Linked DNA regions of Homo sapiens: region 2 is linked to region 1. A link is a contact called in ENCODE Hi-C data. All regions are on one chromosome and are shown on one strand. Each heading gives the region's core, a stretch centred on a gene start or an enhancer-like site at or near the end of the contact. The rest is flanking DNA. Distances are from core to core; before and after follow the strand shown.

Region 1 (5,883 bases), core at 506-3,005:
TCTAACCTCAAAGAAATGCAAATTAAAAGGAGAGATGAGAGATTCTTCCCTCCCCCACCCCTCCTTTTAGGATTGGCAAAGATTAAAATAATCCATAATCGGAGACAGGGCCCCGCTTGCACGCGCGGGTGGCAGTGGAAGTTGGTAAACTTTTCGGCATGGTAGCTTGGCCTGTGTCACCAAAATGTCGCACGTGCCTGGTTGCTTCCCCTCCAGGGATCTATCCTACAGGATAATCAGGAGCTCCAGGAGGTACATCGACGGCCAACGCAGCTTTTATTTATACCTGCAATGGTGGGGTGGGGGGCGGGGAGGAGGCCCTAATTGTCCAATGGGGGCCGCGTAAATGGATCACAGCATAGTCAAAGGAAATCTTATGCAGCCTTGGGAAGGCCGGTGGTCATCTCCGTCCCCCAGCAGAGACCTGTCTACGACGTAAGCCAAGTGAAAACAAAACAGCCTTACAGACAGCTTGCATCCTAGCCTTCCTTTAAAACAGCGAGCCCGGGAACCGCAGGGAGAGTTAACTGCAGCGGTGGTGGGGGGCGGGATCAAAGGAGAACTTTCATTTTCTCTTCTAAATTCTTCTGCGGTAACAACTAAATGATACAGAAAGAAGGATGGTTGCAAACATGGATTTTTTCATAACTAGAAGAAGTGGTCGAACTTAAAAAGAGCAGGGTTCATAAAAGAGGTTTAAAAGAGTCTTTGTTCATAACATCGGTGCATTTATGGAGCACCTGCTGTATGCAGAGCCGCCAGCTCGCGCCTGGAAGCATTGCGGGCAAAGATAGGGGAGGGGTGGCTCCCGGTCAGGAAGACCCCCTTGGCCCTCCTGTTACGCTTGGGGCCCCTCTCCCTCCCCCTCAACCCCCTGGGTCCCCTGCAGCTGCGCTCGCCCTAGACTCCTGGGACCGGTGGATGTTCAGTTCCCGCTCCCGGCCCCTCTCCCGAGCTCCAGCACAAGGGTCTCTCGGTCGCTCTGCCCTGGCCTCCAGCTACTCCTCTCCCAGCACCTATTATGTTCTTGACGCTGGAAGAATTATTTTAGTAAATCTCACCAAAGCCCCCCAAGTGAGGCATTTTTATCCTAGCTAGATGAGGAGGAGCCACGCTGCCTCTGGATCGCGATGACTGCCACTCGTGGTATAAGGTCTGATTTGGGGCATGGGCTGTGGAATCAGATCTGGACCCAATGTCCGATCTATCACTTCCCCGCGCTTTTTTTTTTAGAGACGGGGTCTCGCTACGTTGCCCAGGCTGGCCTCGAACTCCTGGCTTCAAGCGACTTCCCGCCTCCCGAGTAGCTGGGATTACAGGCGCGCCCCACCACTCCCTGTGGATCGGTTGCTTCTCAGCTCGGTGATGTGGGGTAACTTATTTCCTGGCCCGCGACCCTTGTCTGCATGAAAGAGTCAGGGGTGAATACCATCAGGGGGTGCCTGGAGCATTACACGGGGCAATGCCGATAGATAAGTCGCGAGGATCAGCCAGGCACGGAGCTAAGCGATTTTATGCGCACGGCCTCCACGAGATGGCTCGTTTTACGGATGAGGAAACTGAGGCTCGGAGGGTGAGGAATCTCGTCCTAGACCCCATTCCGGCAGAGGTCGAGGACGCGAGCACCCGCTCGAGCCTCAGTTTCCCTCCCCTCCTAGCCCCGCGGACGCCCCGCCCCGCCGAGGCCCCGGGCCCGCCCTCCGCGCGCCGGGAGTCACCCGCCTGCAGGCGCCGCAGCCGGACCCGCCTCAGCCAATCCGCTGCTGCCGGCGTCGGGTGCGCTCGGCCTCGCCCGCGGCCCTCCTTCCCCGGCTCCCGCTCGCCGCTCGTTCACTCCACCGCCGCCGCCGCCGCCGCCGCTGCCGCTGCCGCTGCCGCACCTCCGTAGCTGACTCGGTGAGGCCCGGTCGCCCGCGGTGGGGAGGGTGGCGGGGCGGCCCTGCGGGCTGCGGGGGCCGGGGACGGGCGGGGCGCGGGGCTGCCGGGAACCGGACCGGGTGGGGGACGCCGCCGGAACCGGGGCGCCGAGAGGAACCCCGGTATTCCCCCCGGACGGCGGGGTTGTGGAGATCCTGAACCCAGAAAGAGGCCGGGGCTCCCCATGTTCCCCAGGGGATTGGGTCTGAGGGTCCACCGGGGGTCGGTCCATCCGCAGGCGGGTCCCGTGCGGCCGCGGGAGGGATGCTCGGCCCTCCGGACTTGGCTGGACGCCTCCGGCCCGGGGCCAGCGGGGCCACCGGCTCCCTTGTCTCCCACTCCTTAATCCGCCCTGGACTGGATTGAGTCTGAGGGTCTGCCCAGGGGTCGGTCAGCCTGCGGGTGGCCGCGGGAGGGATGCTGGACGCTCTGGATGCTTTCCAGGATGCCTTCGCCCGGGGCCAGTAGGGCCTCCGGCTCCTGTCCCTGCCCATCCCACCCTGGCTCTGGAGAGGATTGGGTCTGGGGGTCCGCCCGTGGGTTGGTCACCTACGGGCAGGTGCAGTGCGGCTGAGGGAGGGGTGCTCGGCCCTCGGGATTCGGCAGGGCGCCGCTGACCCCATCCCAGCGTCCGTCTCCCCGGTCCCCCTCCCCATGCCCGCCCTCGCGGTGCAGCCGTCGGGACACGCCCTTGGCGCAGGGACTCCAGGCGCGGTCCGAGCGCTGCCGTGAGCAGGATGAGGGTGCCGGGCCCAGTGCCTGCTTGGGAGCGCCCCGCAGCCTCTCCCGTGCAGCGCTGGGTCAAGGGCGGGTGGGCGCGGAGCATGTGCCCAAGGTCGTGCCGGGCTGGGAGCGGCGGGGCCGCGGGAGGGTGGGGGTGTCACGTGGCCGTGCCCTGGCGAACTTGGCCTGCGAGCCCGACGGTGCGGTCAGGGCCACGCGGGGCAGCCCCTTCTCGGAGCCACCGCCGCGGCCAGCCAACAGCCGGCTTCTTTCGGTTTGTCAGGAGAGGCCATGGGTCAGCGTCTTTATAATGTAAATCCGCCCTTGGCTTTCGTTAAAGCCGCAGAACTCAAAGATGAGGGCCGATCTTACTTTAAAAAAAGAAAACAACTCAGAGAGTTAAAAATCCCAACTACCTACCAGGTTAAATACATAACAAAGTTAATATTCCCAACTCGGCACAGGCTTTCGGTTCCTCTCGGCTCCGTGTGTTATAAAATATTTAAGGGCAGATTTTAGTAGGAAGCTGGTAACTTTGTAAGTTACCGAATAAAATGAAAATCGGTTTTACCTTTTGCAACGTTGTATTTTGTTACACCATTTTCTTCCACAGGTGTCCGGTTTCTGGTCATTCCAGATATGCAAGCATGTTTATTTCATTCTAAGCCACAAACCAAGTGAATAAAAAATGGCTGAGCACTGGTCTTCTATTTATGCCAGGAAGCACCCCCACCCCCGGGCCTTTCCAAATTCTTTAAGGCGACTCTGACCGAGTGAACGTAGCAATAAATTGAGGACATAAGTGTCGCTGAGAATGCACACCGCTGAGGCCAGCGAACATCCAGCTGTCAGTTGGTCTGGGGACTATCAGCATTCGCAGCTGGTTCTTTGGATTGGTTTTGCCTCAATACCAAGAGCCTGTGGACTGCTTTTCGCATGTAAATTACTGGTTTCCTTCCTGTGAAGCATTGCTAGCCTAGACCTTGCACTTGAACCCTATCTTAACAGTTGGAATCAAACAATAAAAAGGGCCAGGTTTGGGAGTGCACACACTTTGTTTCAAAGTGGCAGAAGTTGGCATCATGCACAGGCCAAAATAACGTTTCGAGTTGGTACTAAAAACAAGCCGCCTACCCTGGAGGGGAAGAGAATTAAACTGGGTCCCTTCCGATACTGCTGCGGCTGCTGCGTTTGGCCCCGGCCCCGGACCAGTGGTCACCGAGCGGTCAAGTTGGGCCTCCGGGGAGCCCTGGAACGAGGGCCTGCCCTTACCCAACCCTGGCCCCGAGTGCTCATTCATAAAAACACCGTCAGTTTTCACTGAGGCTTCACAGTGAGCCCCTTTTAGACGCGCCCTGGGCTCTTGAGCGCGGTGCCTGCGTTTCTGGCTCGTTGGATGCAGCATCTGTCATCAGAAGCACTGAGCACCGAGCTGTCCCCACAGCTGGGCACCGCAGGGCTCGACCTTCCCACGGAGAGGTGCGTTGCATTTCTCCCGCTGTCGCTGGGGTGGCCACAGGGACGCGCGCCAACTCGCTCCGGAAGGTCTCTGTGGGCACGGCGGGTGGAACAGGATCCGAGCGCCTGGGACGCGCCAGCCTGGGGGCGGGGCTGCTGCTGACCTTTCCCCTACTTTTCTCAGCCGTCACGTGACGCCGCCCGGGGCTTGGGGGAAGGGGCGGGGCGCGAAGCCGCAGTTGCTGGCGGTGCCCTTCCGAGGACGCTTTCCAAGCGAGCAATTAAACTTGCTGCCCGAAATCTAAAGGCGCAGGGGCGGTGGCAGCGGCGGCGGGAGGCGGAAACCGGAGCCTGCGCGGGCCAAGGGCTGCTTCTGCACTTTGATCGTTTGCATTTTTTCCTTTGTTGGAAAAAATGTTTAGTCACTCTGCATGGTTATTATTGGCAGGCCAGAATTCTGTTGCTGGTGGAAGCCTGAACTTGAATTCCGGAAGAATTGGTGCTTTAAGAATTAAAATGGCTGTTCGAGATTGTTTGTTTAAAGTGTGTTGGAGAGAATCTCTCGAGAATCTCTCCAACACACTTTAAAGAGGCCTCACTTGTCTTCTGCCAGTCTTGAGCTTTTCTTGTGAAGACTTTTGTTTTGTTTTGTTTTTACAAATAAGCGATATAAGCATACGATGCAAAGTTAAAGAGGCACAGATGGGCCCGGCCCCGTGGCTCACGCCTGTAATCTCAATGCTTTGGGAGGCCAAGGTGGGAGGATTGCTTTGAGGCCAGGAATTCGAGACCAACCTGGGCAACAGAGCCAGACCCCTGTCTCTACAAACAATTAGTAGGGCCTGGTGGAGTGCATCTGTGGTCCCAGCTACTCAGGAGGCTGAGGTGGGAGGATGGCTTCAGCCCAGGAGGTGGAGACTGCAGTGAGCTATGATTGCACCACTGCGCTCCAGCCTCGGTGACAGCCAGACCCTGTCTCTGTTTTTTTTTTTTTTTTTTTAAAAAGGTGCAGATACAGAGTAGAGTCCTTCTCACTTGGTTCCCCTCTCCAGATGCCACCACTATTACCAGTTTCTTTGACGACATGTACAGGATATGTTTTTTAAACAAATTGATTGCTTAACACAAGTAAGGACTTTTTTCTGCTTGCTAGCTTCAAATATTTGTTACCTTGTGTAAATTTCAACTTTTACCCCATCCAAATGTCAGGTGAAGGTTGGATCTCCAGCAGGCCCTGGGCTGAGGCCAGCTACCCTATTTGGGTATCTTGACGGCCTCAGAAGTGTCTGCCTTTGCCTTTTTTTTGGTGAGGATTGTTCTTCGGTCCAGGAACGTCTTTGGAAGTTAACAGTGAAAGAAATCATGCTGCTGAGTGAGGCGTGCCCTCTCCAGGGTGTGCAGGAGGGTCACCGTCACCTTGGAGGGTTGGGCAGTAGGGTGGGTACCGCTCTGCTTCCTGAGGGATATAGGTTAGGCATTGGACACCAAGTCCTTTATGTTAAGAAAGGAAGGCTTCATACTCCTGATGCGGGTGGTTTGTGGTACCCAGCCCAGGAGCCGGAGAGCCAGCCTGCATTCTTCCTGTTCCCTAAGCCCCCACATGCAGCCGGGGCTAAGTGCTGCTACTTCTTCCTAACTCACCCTTACATTCACCTTCCTCATTATTTCAGTGGCCCAGAGCAGACATTCAGATATGTGTTGAAGGAATGACAGAACATTTGAGACATCCTTTCTTTTTTTTTCTTTAGTGACAAGGTCTTGCTCTGTTGTCCAGGCTGGAGTGCC
Region 2 (6,154 bases), core at 2,055-4,554, 720 kb after region 1:
ATTCAGCATCAATCACAGAGCTTTTGGATAATTTTTTTATCTTATCCTAGAGGAAAAGGTTTGGTAATTGGAACAACCTCCAATTACCTGCCATAGCAAGTTTCTCTCAAACTCGTCTACTTGTGCACAGACATTGACATTTTGGTTATCAGAGTGTTTGAATTATTTTTGTTTAAAATGTATTTTTATTTTCCTAGCCTCTGTTGCCCAGGCTGGAGAGCAGTGGCGTGATCATGGCTCACTGCAGCCTTGAACTCCTGGGTTCAAGGGATCCTCCCACCTCCGGCTTCTAAGTAACTGAGATTACAGGCACATGTCACTGTGCCTGGCCAATTATTTTATTTTTTGTAGAGACAGGGTCTCACTTGTTGCCCAGGCTCATCTTGAACTCCTGGCCTCAAGCAAACCTCCCACCTTGGCCTCCCACAGTGCTGGGATTACAGGCATAAGCTACTACACCCGGCCCAAATTCTTTTCTTATACGACACTGTCTTCCCAAGCTGTGAAATGCTACAAGTGCATGCATTATTCATCTCCGAAAACCAACCACTGGCAGAGGCAACGCCATGCAATGCACTGCACGCAACCAAACGGTTACTTCTTGCATGCTATGCATTTTGCATACATTCTCTCAATCCTGGATGCTCGGGGTATTATAATCCCCATTTTATAGTTGAGGAAACCGAGGCTCAGCCCAAAGTCATAAGTTAATAATTGCTGAGCCAGGAGCTCACTGATTCATTCATTCAGCAAATACGGTCTCACTCTGTCACTCAGGCTGGAGTGCAGTGGGTGCCTTGACCTCCCAGGCTCAAGTGATGCTCCTGGCTGAGCCTCCCAAGTAGTCGGACAAGTGTAAGACACAATGCTCTGTTAATTTTTTTTTTCATTTTTAATTTTTGAGACAGTCTTTTTTTTTTTTTGAGACGGAGTCTCGCTCTGTCTCCCAGTCTGTAGTGCAGTGGCGCGATCTCGGCTCACTGCAACCTCCGCTTCCTGGGTTTTATGCCATTCTCCTGCCTCAGCCTCCCGAGTAGCTGGGACTACAGGCATGCACCACCTACGCCCGGCTAATTTTTTTTGTATTTTTAGTAGAGATGGGGTTTCACCGTGTTAGCCGGAATGGTCTCGAACTCCTGACCTTGTGATCCGCCCACCTCGGCCTCCCAAAGTGCTGGGGTTACAGGCATGAGCCACCTCGCCCGGCGAGACAGAGTCTTGTTATGTTGGCCAGGCTGGTCTCAAACTCCTGGCTCAAGTGATCCTCCTGCCTTGGCCTCCCAAAGTGCTGGGATTACAGCCATAAGCCACCATGCCTGGCCTTGAGGCAACCTCTTCCTCCCACAGGGAACTGTGATCCCATAAAAATGTCTGAGGCTTTTCCTAACAAAAGCCAGCAGATGCCAGAAAGAGTTATTTCAAATTATAGAGGGCCACTCCTTACTTTAGTGTCCCTTCCTCCTGGCCAGATTTCTGGCATTCCTTTGAGATTACCAGACTGGTGCCAGGGGACAGTGGGACAAAGGGCTTGTCACCTGGGCAGGCCATTGGCATGGCCCCACCTCCCTGTGAGCCGGTATTTTTAGAGAAAGTCCTTGGCTCCTTTATCCAAACGGCCTCCCCAGATTGAAGCCCTTGGCTTCTCAGCCTTTCAAACATCCAGTGGCCGGCCTCCGTCCCAGGGGCCTTGGTCTCTCCTACCTCCCTGCAGGTCAACTTCCAGGCCTGTCGCCACAGCAGCCTTACAAAAGTCCCCTTTCATTTTTATCCTTAAATAAGACCATTTTGCGTGGAGCAAGTTCAGCCAAGTACACACTCTAAAAGATTTTTGCGGCCGGGCGCGGTGGCTCACTCCTGTAATCCCAGCACTTTGGGAGGCCGAGGCGGGCGGATCACGAGGTCAGGAGATCGAGACCATCCTGGCTAACACGATGAAACCCCGTCTCTACTAAAAATACAAAAAAAAAAAAAAAAAAAAAAAAAAAATTAGCCAGGCGTCGTGGCGGGCGTCTGTAGTCCTAGCTACTCGGGAGGCTGAGGCAGCAGAATGGCGTGAACCCGGGAGGCGGAGGTTGCAGTGAGCCGAGATCGTGCCACTGCACTCCAGCCTGGGCGACTGAGCAAGACTCCGTCTCAAAAAAAAAACCAAAAAACATTTTTGCTTCTGGAAGACTGTGAACTCCCCACATAGAAGCATTTCCTGTGTATCAGGCACTGGATTTCCTAAGCCCCTGGCAGCCCAGGAAACCTCCTGTTTCAGCTCATGTCCCATAAAATGGGATCCATAATTTTTATATGTATCAGCACCTCACTTCTAGGAAGGACGGGAGCAGTGAGGGACATGGGGCAGTGTGTGGCAAACGGTAGCAGGGGCCCTTGCCCCTCTACCCCGGCAAAGGTGCGTTAGTCACGGTCACAAGGCTGTTTCCTGCGGGGGATGGGGAGGCAGGGGCAGCGTCCACAACGCCAGTAGCCCCGTGGCACGCACCTTTGGCCTGTGCTCTGGGCAGTTGCGGCGGCCCCATGGCGGGGATGATGCCCCTCCCTCGACGGTCCCTGGGCCTCCAGCCCTGAACTTCTAGGCCCGAGCATCCTCAGTACCACGGACAGGGAAACTGAGGCTGCGGGAGGCGTGCAGAGGGCTGGGCCCCGGTAGCCGGCGTGCAGCCGGGCCCAGCCTGGCCCACCGTGTGGCCTCGAGCCCGTCACCTCTTCCCTCCTTCAGACCTCGGTTTCTTAGTAATTCTTCGGGCTCCGCGTTGGACAGGGCGAGACGCGCCTGTGGCAGCGCTGGGAAATGTTACAAAATCACACCCACTGAGCCCCAGGAGGAGGCTGCTCGCCCAAGGTCACGCGGAGAGGGCAGTAGCCTCCAGACACGTTTCCTGCCTGCCCCTGCCAGGCCCGGCCTCTGATGTCACGGGGCTTCCGAGGGGTCCAAGGAAACTTTCAGCTCCCAAAGCCAACCCCGGGGTCCTCCGAGGCTCAGGAGCCTCCCTCGCTCGGCCCAGTCCGGCTCCGTCCCACCGCGGAGGCGCTCTCCCGGCGCCCCCCGCGCCTCGCTCCCCTCTCCCCCTTCCCTGCGACCGCCGGGGCGCCCCCTCGACGCCCCGCCCCCTTCGCCCAGGCCCCGCTCACGGAGGCCGCAGCGCTCTGGGTTGGGGGCGGCGCCGCAGCCAATGGGGAGGCGGTGTGGCGAGGGCGGCGGCGGTTATGATGCGCCGGGCCGGCGGACGGCGGCCAATCAGTGGCGAGCGCGAGGGCGGGCTGTGACGCGGCCGGCGCTCCTCGTGCGGCGGCGGCAGAGGAGCGAGTGCAGCGGCCAGCAGCACATCCCCGCTCCACAGTCGCCGCAGTCGCCGCAGCCGCCGCCGCCGCCCCGCGCGCCCAACCGCCGCGGCCCCCTGCCCCGCCGGCCTGCCAGTGAGAGAGCGGCGAGGGGGCGCCCGGCCGGACTCTGAGCCTAGTCCTCTCGCGCTGCGGCCGCCCGCGCCTCCTCGGCCGCCTGTCGGGCATGAAAACCAAATTCTGCACCGGGGGCGAGGCGGAGCCCTCGCCGCTCGGGCTGCTGCTGAGCTGCGGTAGCGGCAGCGCGGCCCCGGCGCCCGGCGTGGGGCAGCAGCGCGACGCCGCCAGCGACCTCGAGTCCAAGCAGCTGGGCGGCCAACAGCCGCCGCTCGCGCTGCCCCCTCCGCCGCCGCTGCCGCTGCCGCTGCCGCTGCCCCAGCCCCCGCCGCCGCAGCCGCCCGCAGACGAGCAGCCGGAGCCCCGGACGCGGCGCAGGGCCTATCTGTGGTGCAAGGAGTTCCTGCCCGGCGCCTGGCGGGGCCTCCGCGAGGACGAGTTCCACATCAGTGTCATCAGGTCGGTGGCGCCGGGTCTGGGGGCCGCGGGACAGTCAGGTGACGCGGGGCGGGGCCGGGGCGGGGTCCGGGCAGGGGGCGTGGGCCGGGGGGGTCGGGGGCCGGGGGAGCCGGGGCCGGGGCGGAGGCCGGGGACCGGGGACCGCAGCCGGCGAAAGCCCTCCTTCTCCCAGCCCTGGGTAATCCAAGGGAAGCGGGTTCGCGGCCGCCGCAGGCCGTCCACAAACAGGCTTTTGTAAAAACGTCGGTTTCATGAGAAAACGGGTCTGTTCTAGGAGAACAATACCGTTCCATCACGAAGTGCGTGTGGTACTGACGCTTAAGATAGGTCTAGAAAGTCTCTGCGGTTTAGGGCCTTGAATGAAGGTGTTGTGGCTGGCTTTAAAAACACAAACCACTTTTTAACTTTTTTCTGTTAGTTTTTCGAGTTCGCGATTTGATGTCTTGTTCCCTCTCCAAGAGTCATTGTTAGTGGAGGAGTAGCATTTTCTCATCCCCTAAGAGACATCACTATAGCTGTGTTACTAGACAAAGGTGGGAGGCGTGGCTCCTAAAATAAGAGTAAGGTAGAAATGTTTTTTCCTTTTTTTTTTTTTTTTGAGACGGAGTTTCGCTCTTGGTCCCCAGGCTGGAGTGCAGTGGCGCGACCTCGGCTCACTGCAACCACGGCCTCCCGTGTTCAAGCGATTCTCCTTGCCTCAGCCTCCCGAGTAGCTGGGATTACAGACACACGCCACCACGCCCGGCTAATTTTGTATTTTTAGTAGAGACAAGGTTTCTCCATGTTCGTTAGGCTGATCTTGAACTCCCGACCTCAGGTGATCCACCCGCTTCGACCTCCCAAAATGTTGGGATTACAGGCATGAGCCACCGCGCTCGGCCATTTTTTCCTTTTTTTAAACTTGAAAATATTTAATCTTAAATTTGAATTACAGAAGTACGCGTGTAGGTATTCAGACTTAACAGAAGTCTGACCTTCTTTCACCACTCTGCTCCGAAGACATAACCATTCAACGTAGTGTGTGCATCCTTCTATTGAGACCTTTAAAGATGTGTTCCCGGGCCGGGCGCAGTGGCTCACGCCTGTAATCCCAGCACTTTGGGAGGCCAAGGTGGGCGGGTCACGAGGTCGGGAGATCGAGACCAGCCTGGCCAACATGGTGAAACCCCATATCTACTAAAAATACAAAAATTAGCTGGGCATGGTGGCGCACACCTGTAGTCCCAGCTACTTGGGAGGCTGAGGCAGGAGAATCGCTTGAACCTGGGAGGCGGCGGTTGCAGTGAGCCGAGATCACGCCACTGCACTCCAGCCTTTGACAGAGAGAGACTGTCTCAAAAAAACAAAAACAAAGAACGTGTTCCGTCATTTTCTGCCAATTTTCTTTTAATTGGCTGACAGGTTGTGTGCAGTATCTAGAAATTTGCTGGCTGGCTGCCACCAGTAATCCCCAAGTCCAGTTTTGGTCATTTGATTCCTTTTCTGTGCCCACTGTCTTTCACCAGAGCCGCTAATGCAGCAAAATTAACTCTTTGAGCTTCACTTCCTCTTTGTGCTTCAGCCCCTCTGACTGCTTATGAGCTAAGAGTGAGAGTTAATAGGCAGTTGGTAAGGAAGCAGAGAAAAGAAAACCGAGGCTGTTTAGATAATCCCTGAATTGCTTAATGGCACTTAAAAAAAATTCAGCTCTCTCCAAGGTTTACTTTAATCTACTTTTAGTTAGGCCTGAAAATTCTCAACTAGAAGGGCGATCATTTTAGGCCATGTACTCATCAGTCTGTGAAATGGAAAACCTAAAGGAGAAGTGACTTGCCTGAGGTCAGTGGCTGTTTACTGCCTTCAAAGCCTGAACTGCCAGGTCTCTGGTGTCCCCTTCTCCTGCACCAGTGCTCTAGCCTGCGGCCTGTGAAAATGTTTGGACACCCTAGATCCAGCCTTAAGATATTTTCATGGCTTTCTCCAGGGAGAGTCACTCAGCAGTTAAACTTTTGCATTTTGCTCAAACCAGTTATTAGGAAAGCATTGAGGATGTCTTGTTTCTTTTCTCCAGGAGTTAGCAGTCTTGGAAAACACAGCTTTCCTTTTGGATTGGATGACCTTTTTACATAATGTTGCAAGAGTACACTCTCTCAGTCCTGTGTTCTGAAAGAGAACGTAGTTATGGAATAAGTTTAATAAGGAGAAAAAAAGGTGATTTAGGACATGGGAAAGTGGGTGATGTCTAGCTTTTAAAAAAGACACAAGGGCATTTGGAGGTGCGGAGAAGGAGAGGAATTCGTCTGGTTGAAAT

The links. A loop is a pair of places that touch in the nucleus more often than their neighbours do. Pooled maps may share reads with other maps.
Region 2: a loop to region 1 is called in a map of gastrocnemius medialis, with 3 times the contacts of the local background. The contact joins the promoter of CHKA here to the promoter of CPT1A in region 1. A Hi-C loop is called at or near these places in 1 of 168 maps with a recorded cell type or tissue (gastrocnemius medialis), 3 of 37 single-sample maps with no recorded cell type and 8 of 50 pooled maps.

Annotation. Positions count from the first base shown.
Region 1 is chr11:68,837,788-68,843,670 of GRCh38, reverse strand. It overlaps CPT1A (carnitine palmitoyltransferase 1A), which reads left to right and starts at 1,755. Exons shown (of 19, transcript NM_001876.4): 1 at 1,755-1,896. RefSeq lists enhancers at 1-113, 836-1,361, 3,570-3,729 and silencers at 1,507-1,866, 1,887-1,936, 2,147-2,226, 2,487-2,586, 2,637-2,916 and 1 more.
Region 2 is chr11:68,118,538-68,124,691 of GRCh38, reverse strand. CHKA (choline kinase alpha) reads left to right here and starts at 3,304. Exons shown (of 12, transcript NM_001277.3): 1 at 3,304-3,864. The coding sequence starts at 3,515. CHKA-DT (CHKA divergent transcript) reads right to left here and starts at 2,804. Exons shown (of 4, transcript NR_183630.1): 1 at 2,489-2,804. RefSeq lists silencers at 2,450-2,549, 2,900-3,329, 3,900-4,029 and enhancers at 1,799-2,565, 2,566-3,331, 4,180-4,309, 4,450-4,579, 5,005-5,521 and 1 more.